Regions from separate parts of the Homo sapiens genome. Here region 1 is linked to region 2. Evidence: chromatin contacts called from ENCODE Hi-C or POLR2A ChIA-PET data. All regions are on one chromosome and are shown on one strand. The core of a region is the stretch at or near the end of the contact, and the rest is flanking DNA. Distances in the headings are between cores, read along the strand shown.

What was found. A loop is a pair of places that touch in the nucleus more often than their neighbours do. ChIA-PET counts read pairs that join two places held with the same protein, here RNA polymerase II (POLR2A). Pooled maps may share reads with other maps.
Region 1: a pooled map shows a loop between it and region 2 (5-fold over the local background). The contact joins the promoter of SLC26A4 here to the enhancer-like site in region 2. A Hi-C loop is called at or near these places in 3 of 50 pooled maps. POLR2A ChIA-PET finds 5 or more read pairs at or near these places in 2 of 52 experiments (activated T-cell and activated naive CD8-positive, alpha-beta T cell).

Annotation. Positions count from the first base shown.
Region 1 is chr7:107,656,862-107,662,545 of GRCh38, reverse strand. SLC26A4 (solute carrier family 26 member 4) reads right to left here and starts at 1,718. Exons shown (of 21, transcript NM_000441.2): 1 at 1,691-1,718; 2 at 741-907. The coding sequence starts at 904. It overlaps SLC26A4-AS1 (SLC26A4 antisense RNA 1), which reads left to right and starts at 748. Exons shown (of 2, transcript NR_028137.1): 1 at 748-944; 2 at 2,340-5,684.
Region 2 is chr7:107,178,725-107,184,681 of GRCh38, reverse strand. It overlaps HBP1 (HMG-box transcription factor 1), which reads right to left. Exons shown (of 11, transcript NM_012257.4): 2 at 4,620-4,803; 3 at 2,081-2,309. The coding sequence starts at 4,788. Among named protein-coding and RNA genes, the nearest start is that of HBP1, 13 kb to the right of the region's middle. Within about 2 kb of position 4,106, at least 6 of the 41 ENCODE cell types and tissues checked have a DNase peak (open chromatin) inside an H3K27ac peak, as active enhancers do.

The sequences.
Region 1 (5,684 bases), core at 469-2,968, 480 kb before region 2:
GAGGGAGCAAGTAGGTGTAGATACAAGAAACAAGAGTAACTTGGATTTGATCACAGTTGAGGCCGAGTGATGGGTTAAAAACGGTGGGGGTGGGGAGTTCATTATACTACTACGTCTACTTATGCATATATTTGAAATGTTCTATAATGAAAGGTTTTAGAAACTCTAATTTCTTTATGTTTGTGACATCTAGTTACGGCATGTTTGGGTTTAGAGACTGAGGGTGGCTTTCCCCAGGGGTCCCACAGCCTGCTGATGAAGTACTTGGCACACCCCGCGCTCCCCTGGGTTCTAGCTTGCATCCTGGTCTCTAACTGAATGGTAGCCCGCCTACTTAGCTTGAGTGTTTCAAGGACTCCTCCTGGTCAAGAGCTGGGTTTCCCTATTCATTTCATTTAAACAAGCTCCCAAGAAGGCAACAGGGACCCACTGTACCCCAAGAGGCACTCCAAGTTTCCTTCAGAGAGGAAAAAGAGAGACGGGGCTCCTAGAACCCACTCTCCCCAAAGGCGAGTTTCCCAGGTAAGTTCATTTCGGGCCCGAGACTGATGGAGCCACCCTCCCACCAGAAGGGCGGCGTGGAGGACCGGAGACCGAAAGTCGGGCCTCTGGGAGAAGCAGCTGGCGCCCAGGGGCTCCGCCGCCCGCACCCCACTCTCGCCCGCTGGGGACGCCCTTCCCTCCCCAAGGCGTGGACGCCCCGCTCCGCTTCTCTCTACGCAGGCCCGCGCGGCCGCTACCTGCAGCACTTGGCCAGGCTCTCCCGCAGCGTCTTGCGCTCCTGCAGGCGCCGCTCGTGCTGTTGCTGGAAAGCGAGCTCGCTGTAGACCGGCCGCGACACCATGTAGCTGCAGCTGTACTCGGGGAGCTGCGGCGGCTCCGACCTGCCGCCTGGCGCTGCCATGACCTGCGAGCCAGAGGACAGCGAGGAGGGAGGACACGCGGTAAGCGAGGACGATCGGAGGGGAAGAGCGAGGAACAGAAAGAACGGGATCACCTGTTAGCTGCAGCCAGGCCCCCCTGCACCGCGAGTCTGGTCCGCGTCCTGCAGCCCTCGGCGCTCGCGACAAGCGCCCCACGGCGCGCACGGCCAGCCTGCAGGGGGGCACCTGAGAACCTTCGGGTCTCGTGGCCTGCACCCGCTGCCCGGGGTTCCCCAAACTTGAAGCGAGTAAGCCCCTGCTCTGGGGGCTTCCCGAGTTCCACCCAGTCCCCTATGGCCCGCAGCCAGGGCGCTGTCCGCGTTCTGAAATCTCCCCCAAACCGAGGGGCTGGGGCAGGGGCCAAAGGCGCTTGCAAGGCTGGAAGGGGACACTGAGATTCCCTCCCTCCCCGCACCTGACCCGGGACGCAGCTCCAGGTGCGCACTGGAGGAGAGGTGCAGACCCCCGGGCCAGGCGTGGAACCGTCAGGGCGCGCTCCGCGGGTCCCCAAGAGGCGGACGCTGCAGGCACATTCCAGCAGCTGTCGCAGCCCTCTCGGGGGCAGAACTTTCAGCTTATTGAGCAAGTCTCTCCCCTCGTCCTGTTTTCCGAGCAGCCTGTTCGCTCTCGGCGTCTCAGAAAGAAAGCTGTACTGCCCCCTGCCCACCTGATCCGTGACCACTTAAGAGTCCCATCCGCAACCCTCGAGGCCTCCCCGGGAGTGGAGCCCGGGCCGGGCGGTGTGGGCATCTTCAGGGCGAACTCACCTGTCTCTGCTCGCGCCCCGCCCGGAATGCCCCGCGGACTACCCTTCCGCTGCCTTTATAGCGCTCTCAGAAGGCAGTGGGACGTTTTATTTACGGAGCAACAGACACCTTGGTCGAAGGGAAAGACACACACAGGCTGCGGTCTTTCCCAACCGATCCTATCAGGAAAGAAATCCTACCCCTCCTGCATTCTTCCCCTTTCCCGAACCGGGAAGGCTGAGACTCTTACTGGCTGCCACGCAGGGGCCACCCGGATCCTCACTCATCCCGTTACTAATCTCAAGGGTTGCGAGGTCAGGGGCGGGCCAGGCCCTGTGGGACTCCTTAAAGAAGAGCAGAGCCCGCCTAGAGGAAGAGGTCCGTGGTCTCTGGGAGCCTGCCACAGGTGCTCTCATACCACATGGGGAGGAGAAGAGGAACAATGGCCAGGTTTCTATATTAATAAGTCCTTGAATTTCTAGAAAGTCTTTTAGGAGTATTCAATGGGTGGAGGATACAGAGAGTTCACGATTTACTCAGATTTTAGCCACTTATTCTACGTGTGCATGTGTGTGTGTTTTATTTCACAATCCAAATCAAGCCGTCCAGGTGGCCCTTTCTTACCCACTAGACTCTGTTTTTTCTTTTTCTCATTCTCCTGGACAATCAGGGAAGGAATAAACTGGACTACATGGAAATCAAGACTAGAAGAGAGGGAGGAGGAGCTGGAGCTATCCTACCTCATCAGTGTTTTGTCTTCTGTTGGGATGAACTTTGTTAAAACTAATGCATGGTTAAGATGAAAGGCAGAAGGAAGGGTTTGATAAACCAGAACATTCTCGCCTGATTGTTAGTGTTCTGAAGTAAATACAGAAGAGGCTCCAAAATACAGACCTCTGTACATCAACCTTCCGTAATCCACCTGCCTTGCATATGCAGACCATGACAATTCTACGAGCTCCTGGAAACAGAACTCAGAACTCCTCCCCAGAGAACCCTGATGCAAATTCTCTGAAATGGTAGTCAGCATGTGCGTTTTCCTGAGAAGTGAATGAGTCAACAGCTTTCAACAGATCTTCAAAGGCTTACTTCACCCAATGAAGTTAAGAACCACTAAAGAAGAAACCTAAAAGGAAAATCCAGGTCATGAACTTTGCAATTTTTATTCACATACAGAGAAGAGGGGAGGAATCTCTTGTGTATGTTTTACTTATGTATACCACTGGTTCTTAATAAAGGGCTTTTTTTGCCTCCAGAGGTCAATGCCTGGAGACATTTTTGGTTGTCACACCTAGGGAGATGCTATTGGGATCTAGTGAGTAGAGACCAGAGATGCTGCTAAACATCCTACAATGAAGTTTGCTATCACTCCAAGGTTTTGCATGCGACTTAAACTGTACATTTATTAATCAATTGCTACATGTACTAAAATATGTATCTCTCTCCATATATGTATATATGCGTGTATTTTTTCATTATTGTTGGATGTATAGCTCAACTCCACTACAACAGAGGAAAGTATTTGTTTTAAAGTAGAATCTGAATATACTCACTCTGTATACCCTCATCCATACCTTCAAGATCTGGTGAAAACACTATCTCTTGCAAGAACATTCTTTGATGCTGTTCAGAATTAATCCAGACCCTTTTCTGTATTCTCTTAATACCTTATCTGATCCTCTCTTAAGTTACTTCTCACTATCTACCTTAGTAACACAATTTTATTTACATACAAGTTCTCTCTCCCTCACTAGACAAAAACTTCTTGAGGGCAAGCACTGTGTCTCCTTTCAACCATTATTATCTTCTCTCATGTTTTTTGAACAGATTTATCTATAGCCCAAACATACCTTTTCAAAAAACTAAAAATTACTTTACATATTTGATCTAAGGCTTTGTTTTTCTCCATTAAGAGCATGCTGTGGATATCTTTGCAAGTGAGTGCATAAGGATTTTTCTTAACCTTGGAGATGGCTGTCTAGGATTTCAGAATATCAACTCATATTTGTAGCTCCATGGCAACTCACCTACACAACTCACAACTCTTTATTGAAGGCATTCTGTACCAATATAAATATAGTCCATATCCCATTCTAATATGGATTTCTGCTCCTTGTTGCTTGCTATTTTGAACACTTTTAGTCTGGTCCAGTCAGGCCTATAAACCACTTTGCATCAGAACTTGGCAATGGTTTGCTGGTTCAGAGGATTAAGGAGTGGGGTAAGGCTGGCAGAAGGACAGAAGAGAAAAGACTTGAGTAACAACAGGAGGCAAAAGAGTAACTTAGCTTGGCTAATAGAATTCTTATTTGAAATGCATCTCTCTATATAAGAGTTTGGTTCAATAATCACAATATAATAAGTCCTGCATGTATCTGGATGAAGATAATTGCTTTTTTCTGTTCAATGCTTTTCCATAGCAGAAATAGCTGGGGCAGAACAAAATGGTATCTCTGTTACAGGATTCTATAAGGGTATAGAACTGCTTTTCTCATAGGTAAAAGGCAGACCGTTTGAATTTGGCTTTTTAAAAACAGAAGAGTAGGAGGAAATAACAGCTTGCTCTCTCCACCCTATTTAATTGTGATATTAAACACCTTAGATTACTCACTTGGGCTTTATAAGGCAACCTTCTCCTGTTTCACACAGAGGTGGGTGGTTCTTATTTATCAGACTTTTAAAATATTCAGGACTTCTTTCCAAAGAAATAGATGCATCACTTAAAAATAAATATCAGACAATATTATTGATACTTTACAGTACTTATTTAGCAGTTAATACTTTTTTAAAAGGCATTTTCTTATTTATCATTTAGGCATTTGCAGTGTAAGACAAACTCCCTTGTTTGATTACGCATTCACCTGTTCATTCATTCATTCATTCAAGGATTTATTAGGAAATTATTTGTGCTGGCTGTGGGTACAATGATGAACAAAAGCTTATACCCTGGCCTCATATTTATGGGTGCAGTAGACACTAATCAAATGGTCACAAAATGTGTATCTTATTTCACTGATTATAAAATACAGATTTTTCACATTTTATCAGGGTTCATGTTATAATTGATGATCTACTATATATTATAGTTTAATTGATAGCGTATTTTGTGATTCATAAAATGAGTTTTATAATAGAATTCTATAATTAATAAAATATAGATATTTACATAAATTTATAGTGTATCTATGCCTTTTTTTTCTTTTTTAGAGATGGGATCTTGCTATTTTGCCCAGGCTGGACTTGAACTCCCAGTCTCCAGAATAGCTGGGACTATAGGTGCACACCACCACACCTGACAGAGTATCTATGCTTTTGAGTGACTACGTGTGCTACAAGAATGATTTAATTGAATCCTTCGTTTATTTAACTTAAGAGCAGTCAATCTTGCTACATTATTTTTGTCTGAGAGCGAATATTGTGGTATAAATTTTTTCTTTTTTTTTTTTTTTTTACAATTTAAAATGTTCTCAAATCAGAAGAATTGCAAAAGAATGCAAACATGTTGGCTGGGCGCTGTGGCTCACAGTGTAATCCCAACACTTTGAGAAGCTGAGGCGGGAGGATCACTTGAGCCAGGCCTAATCCTGAGCTTTTATTTCATTATGCGTGTTAATTTTCTCAAGATAGCAAATGCTAAATTTTTGTCATACTTATACAAAAAGAGAACTGAACTGAACTTTCTTTCTATATTTCTGATCTCTTCTTCTCTGAGCAACTTATTGGGCTTATTCTCAGTAATCATACAGTTTTGCACTCAATTGTTTTCTTGGTTTTTTGTTGTTATTTTTATCTTGCACTCAATTGTTTTCTATTTGTTTACTGTATGCTACTTTATTTTCTTCTCCAGTTATAAGATATGCTCCCTAGGGACATAAATAGTATATGTCTTTTATGGTGTTACAAAAATAAGATGTGCCTGTAGTAAATAATTTGGAAACTACATTAATGTATAATATAGTAATCACATTTTATCTCATTATCCAGATAATCACTGTTTTGCTTCTTTTTTTATTTA
Region 2 (5,957 bases), core at 2,857-5,356:
AAAACCAGCCAGGCATGGTGGTGGGTGCCTGCAGTCCCAGCTACTCGGGAGGCTGAGGCAGGAGAATGGCGTGAACCCGGAAGGCGGAGCTTGCAGTGAGCCGAGATTGCACCACTGCACTCGAGCCTGGGCGACAGAGCAAGACTCCGTCTCAAAAAAACAAAAACAAAAAAGAGAGAAAGGACATCTTTCCAATTTTTCCCTTATTCCCTGAGAATTTGTATTAGCCCTTCAATTTCTACCTTATCCTCATTAACATTTTTCATTTTACCTTTCCAGAAATTACTTTTACATAAGGATCTATACTTTCATGTTCACATCACTCCTTAAATCGAAAGGCCCTCAGATTTCCATGCATTGTAGCATACTCTCCAATTTTTGATTTCAAATTATATGCTGAATGTTTCATCTTTTGCCCAAAAACTGCCCATCCTGTTATTACACATTTAGATATATATGAAGTATCAGAGAATGGCCAAACTGCTAAATATTCCTTTTGTTCATTCCTGACTCCCTAATTTTAAAAAGTGAGTTTTATCAGTTCTTCTGTTTAACCATTTAAAACAGAAGTAACAAAAAGTAAAAATAAATAAAAATGAAGGGAACAATGTGATATTCTAAAATGTATATGGCCTAAATACTCTGTGAAAATTAACATGCTAAACACGTCCAAACACTAACAGCATTGATTTCTTCATCTCTCTCTCTATTCAGGGGTAATATAAATTTTTACCTGTCCTCAACTCCTTAACTATAGACTTCAGATATCAAAGCTCAGTAACACAGTTTAACACTCAACAATAAGCTGCATGAGCAGACAGTGTTAGGAGGTAGGCCAGACAACAGAGCATTACTCAAAATGCTGGACAGAATAATACATCCTCAGGGAGATACTCCTTTCCTTATGTCTTATGTTTTTATTTACACTGATTTTCTTCTGAAGGGTTTACTCACTTTCCATAAACTGTTATTATTAATCCTATGACTCTGCTGTAAAAAGTGAAAAAAAAGTATCTCTAGAGAAAGAAAAAAAAAATCCAATAGTTAAATCAGGTTTTTTTTTAAAAATAAATAAATAAAAGAATTTTTAGCTTTTTGACTATTAAGATTACAATGAAAACTAGGACTATAAAGGAAATAACAACTCTGAAAGGAAGTTTTCTTTCCTGTGGAAATGAACACGGAATTAAACTGAAGTTAATTAAATTCAATTTGCTCTAGTCAAGATCAATATCCTGCTAAATGTAAGAAAAGCAGCACAACTTAATGGGTTACAAGAAAAGTGAGATTTCATACCTAATAAGTTTATTCTTTAGCAATGCATTACACTCAAGAGCACTAACAAAATTTACAGTTATTCCTACATTACCTAGTATAAAACTCTGGTCTATCGTTTTCCACTCACAGGTGTGCAAATATGGGCATTTCTCTCCCTTATAAACTGTCATATTTATCCATTTCTTTTCAGGGATAAATAATGAAGTGTTTTCCACTTAGGTCTCCCTAGGCATATTAGCTGGAAGCTTCCGTAATTTCATAGCACAACCACTCATTTTCTTAAACTCTGTCTGGATATATGAAACAGTGATTTTTACCAATGGGAACCCACTTTTGTAAGTTTAAGATTTTAATATTAGCAAATTTTAGAATTAGCAAACAGGCAAATAATGTAAGGCCACATAAACTATGGAAGAAATAAACCTAGACCAAAAGGAACCCAACTAAAGGTTGATAAAATTTAAAATATAATCTTGATTACAACTCTGCTTCCTTAGAGAAATACAATTTTCATTTCTATATGTAGAAATGTATAGTAAAAGTATTTCATGGTCTAATTTATTTTAAACATTTACAAATTTTTTTACTCTATGGTTCTCTTTATCACCTTTATCTAATTCTCAAAATATGAAATCATGGTAGTGAGTGAAATAAGTCTTTGATCATTAGATAAGGAGCTTAATTCTAATGACTTAAATTCTAATAATTTAAAGTATTACTACTTTTAAACTAGAAAAATTTTTAAATAAAACCTTTGTGTAATGATAGAATGTTTCAATAAAAATATAATAAATGCTCCTACCTATTGTAAAATGAGCACTGCATCAGTGGACTTTGTGGACTGGTCGCGATATTTGCCAATTCTGTTAGCCAGTCCACCTCATTTTCACGGTAAGTAGTTTCTGGTATGTCTGAGGTATTTTGGTTCCAAGATGATCTTGGGTATTCTTGATGTGAAACATCTGAACTCAGCTGGTACATGCCAGATTGGGTAGGATCACTTTGAACTGCCTGAAGTTCAGGAAGGTCATCTGCAAATAAGCACACTCAAAATCATAAAAAGGAAATTACTAATACAAGGAACAATATTATAACTGCAGTTAAAAGAGAAGTCCTCAATTTTAGCTAATTAATTTTGAGAGAGGAAAATCATAAATTTAACATTCTGTTCACAGACTGGAAAAACATGGTTTGGTTTGTGTTTTCTGCTTCTTATTCCCCCTAGTGTTTTGTACCTCACCTAGGAGTGATCCATATGCCACTGAGATATTTTTACATTAACAAGTTAATGAAGAAAAAGGCATTTTATGTGTGCAATATGGACTTATTACTCACATACTTTAATAACCTGTTATACAGACTATAAACAATAATTTCCATAATGATAATATAGATCACATAAATATTTAGCTACTACTTACACAACTCTGTGTTAAAGTATTTCTTTTTACTAATAAATTCTGAACTTGTTAATATTTACTGGTTATTTATCGGTTATTTTTTCCTATAAGTGCATTCCTAAAAGGCAATTCATGATACCCTTTCAGCTCCCCATAAGATGACTGGAACTATTACCCAGCTACCACTCATGCACACACCAAGCACTATAAGGAACATGAATTCCAAAATACTGAATTCTTAAAAAAAATTATATATATATTCTTTTAAAAAATCATATATATGTCTGTATGTATGTGTGTATGTAGTAGGGAAGAAAAAGCATCTTGAAGGCTTAAAAAAAAAAACTCTCCACGAAACACATACCTACAAACTCCACAAACCTATTGGGTCCCTTAAATATACAAGTCAAGAAAATTTCTAGTCTCCTAAATGTCACTATAAAAGTATGTATAACTCCTATTCAGGCAAATATTCCAGAATAGTCTACTAAAACCGAAATGTCCTATCTTAAAAAAAAAAAAATTTTTTTTTGAGATAGGGTCTTACTCTGTTGCCCAGGCTGGAGTGCAGTGGTACAATTATAGCTCACTGCAGCCTTGGACCCCTGGGCTCAAATGATCCTCACGCCTCTGCCTCTCAAGTAGCTAGGACTACAGGCATGTACCCACCATGCCCAGCTAATTTTTAAAGAAAATTTTTGTAGAGATGATATCTCACTACGTTGACCAGGCTGGTCCTGAACTCCTCCCACCTTGTCCTCCCAAAGTGCTGCGATTACTAGCGTGAACCATCATGCCAAGCCAAACTGAAATGTTTTAATTAGAAGCACTGACTCGGGATATCCATTTGTAAAAACTGACTTCTTTCATGGAGTCATGAAGGAGCCAAGGAGTTCTAGAACATCACACTAATTTAAAATAATTCTACCCTACAATTTTCATGCTGATATAGCTATTTCCTTTCCCTCACTGCCTTTGACCAACATTTATTTACTGCAAAGGGTTCATTTCTGTTTCTGAAGTTCAGGAAATTACTTTTTAAACGAAGTCATAGGTGGAAGGGGCATGTTATTTATACTCCCCTCGGCCCTAAGTTTCTGAGTTCCTCCTTAAACCAAAAACTGAGGAAGATCAACTACCTGATTAAAATGGCACTCCTTGCTCAAAAGTAACCAGTACTCAATAAATACTAGGGTCCAGAAAATCCTTGGCATTCAAGCAGGTTATGTGTCCCAAGAGCTTAAGATCTCTAAATTTCCAAACATTACCATAGTACATAATCTCCTCCATTTCATCATTTGTAAAATTAAGACAGCTGTATCTTCTCCCCAGGGTTTTTATAAACATGAAGGAAACCCCCATATATTAAATGGGGGCAAAGCCAAGCTGAAAAGCTGGGCAGCAAGCCAAGGTGACTCATTAGCTCCATACTCCTGAACACCAGCCTTGAAGCAATACAATTCAAAAACACACCTCAACAAACTTACACATTTCTAAAGGTCACATATCTCCAGGAGTAGTTTAGCAATAGTAACAACCATAAATGTCAGATCCTCAAGTTTCAAGGGTCCACTGTAATTTCCACATCATACCAGCAAATCTGCCACGAAGAGTGGCTAAGCATATTTTACTGAGCTCTCTCAAGTATATTTCAAAAGTAGCATCTTTCGAAAAGCCACGAGTGGGGTCCAATCTTTACACACAAAGTAAAGTAGTTTAATTTAACAATCTGTAAATGAGTGTCTACAATAACCATAAATAGCCCAACTCATGTTGGTTTTAAGTAGTATTTTAAAAGCAATAAAAGAATGCTGAAAATTCCTAATATACAAATACTTCATATCCCTTTCTAGCCAGTCAAGGTTGGTGGAGAAGCGGGCTAAGTAGAAAAATTTATCTGAATCTTAGTGAGATTTCTATATAACTTTTAATTTTGCTTACCAAGCTCCATGTGTTCATCACAGGAGTTATATCCAGGTGAAGATGGCAAATTCTCATTACACTGCAGCAACTCCAATGAGTCATTCATTCCTGAGGCTCTCTTGTCCATCACCAACAGGAGTTTCTGTACTGCATTAGGCATCTGATTTGTCTTCACTTCCCACACCATGTTATGGTGCTCTGACTTAAAATAAAAACGACATTAAGAAATGATGTCAAGCCATGCAATTTGGGCAGTACACAAACCTAAAATAAATCAGAGACATGACAATGTTGTTTTGTTTTTTTTTTGAGACATAGTCACACTCTGTCACCCAGACTGCAGTGCAGTGGCGTGATCTCGGCTCACTGCAAACTCCACCTCCTGGGTTCAAGCGATTCTCCCGCCTCAGCCACCTAAGTAGGGGGGATTACAGGCACATGCCACCACGCCGAGCTAATTTTTGTATTTTTAGTAGAGATGGGGTTTCGTCATGTTGGCCAGGCTGGTCTTGAACTCCTGACCTCAAGATATCCGCCCACCTGGGCCTCCCAGAGTGCTGGGATTACAGGCGTGAGCCACCACGCCCGGCCACAGTGTTAGATTTTAACTTAATCATACACTGCCATTTATAGCTCCCTCAAATCCTTTAGACCCGGATGACTCCTTAACATCTTGGCCTACAACTGAATACTCAGCACTAAATCACATTTCAATCCCAAAAGATTAATATCTTGAATTATAAAAAAAAGTCTTTTCTGCTGAGGAAAAATGGCATTGTATATACTTTTATTTAACCTAGTAACCGTCCTTTCAGATGCAAAAACTGAGACTAATAGGACTCTTTTTTTCACTTGTACCTTCAAATTCAAAAGGAAATTTAAAAACTTTCCTTAATAAAAGTTAAAAAAAACTGGAAGAATATTCTATTTTGTCCTTTTTTAAAGATTCTATTTTAATGTCTCTATTTACTGTGTTTTTTATTTTGTTTCTTCATTCTGAAAGTGAACTACTTCAGCACACTTAAAAAAATACATTTTCTTTTTTTTGAGACGGAGTCTCGCTCTGTCACCCAGGCTGGAGTGCAGTGGCACAATCTCGGCTCACTGCAACCTCTGCCTCCTGGGTTCAAGCGATTCTCCTGCCTAACCCTCCCTAGTAGCTGGGATTACAGGCGCGTGCCACCACACCCAGCTAATTTTTTGTATTTTTAGTAAAGACAGGGTTTCACCATGTTGGCCAGGCTGGTCTCAAACTCCTGATCTCAGGTGATCCACCCGCCTCGGCCTCCCAAAGTGCTGGGATTACAGGCATGAGCCACCGCACCTGGCCAAAAAAAGTACATTTTCTAAATAACA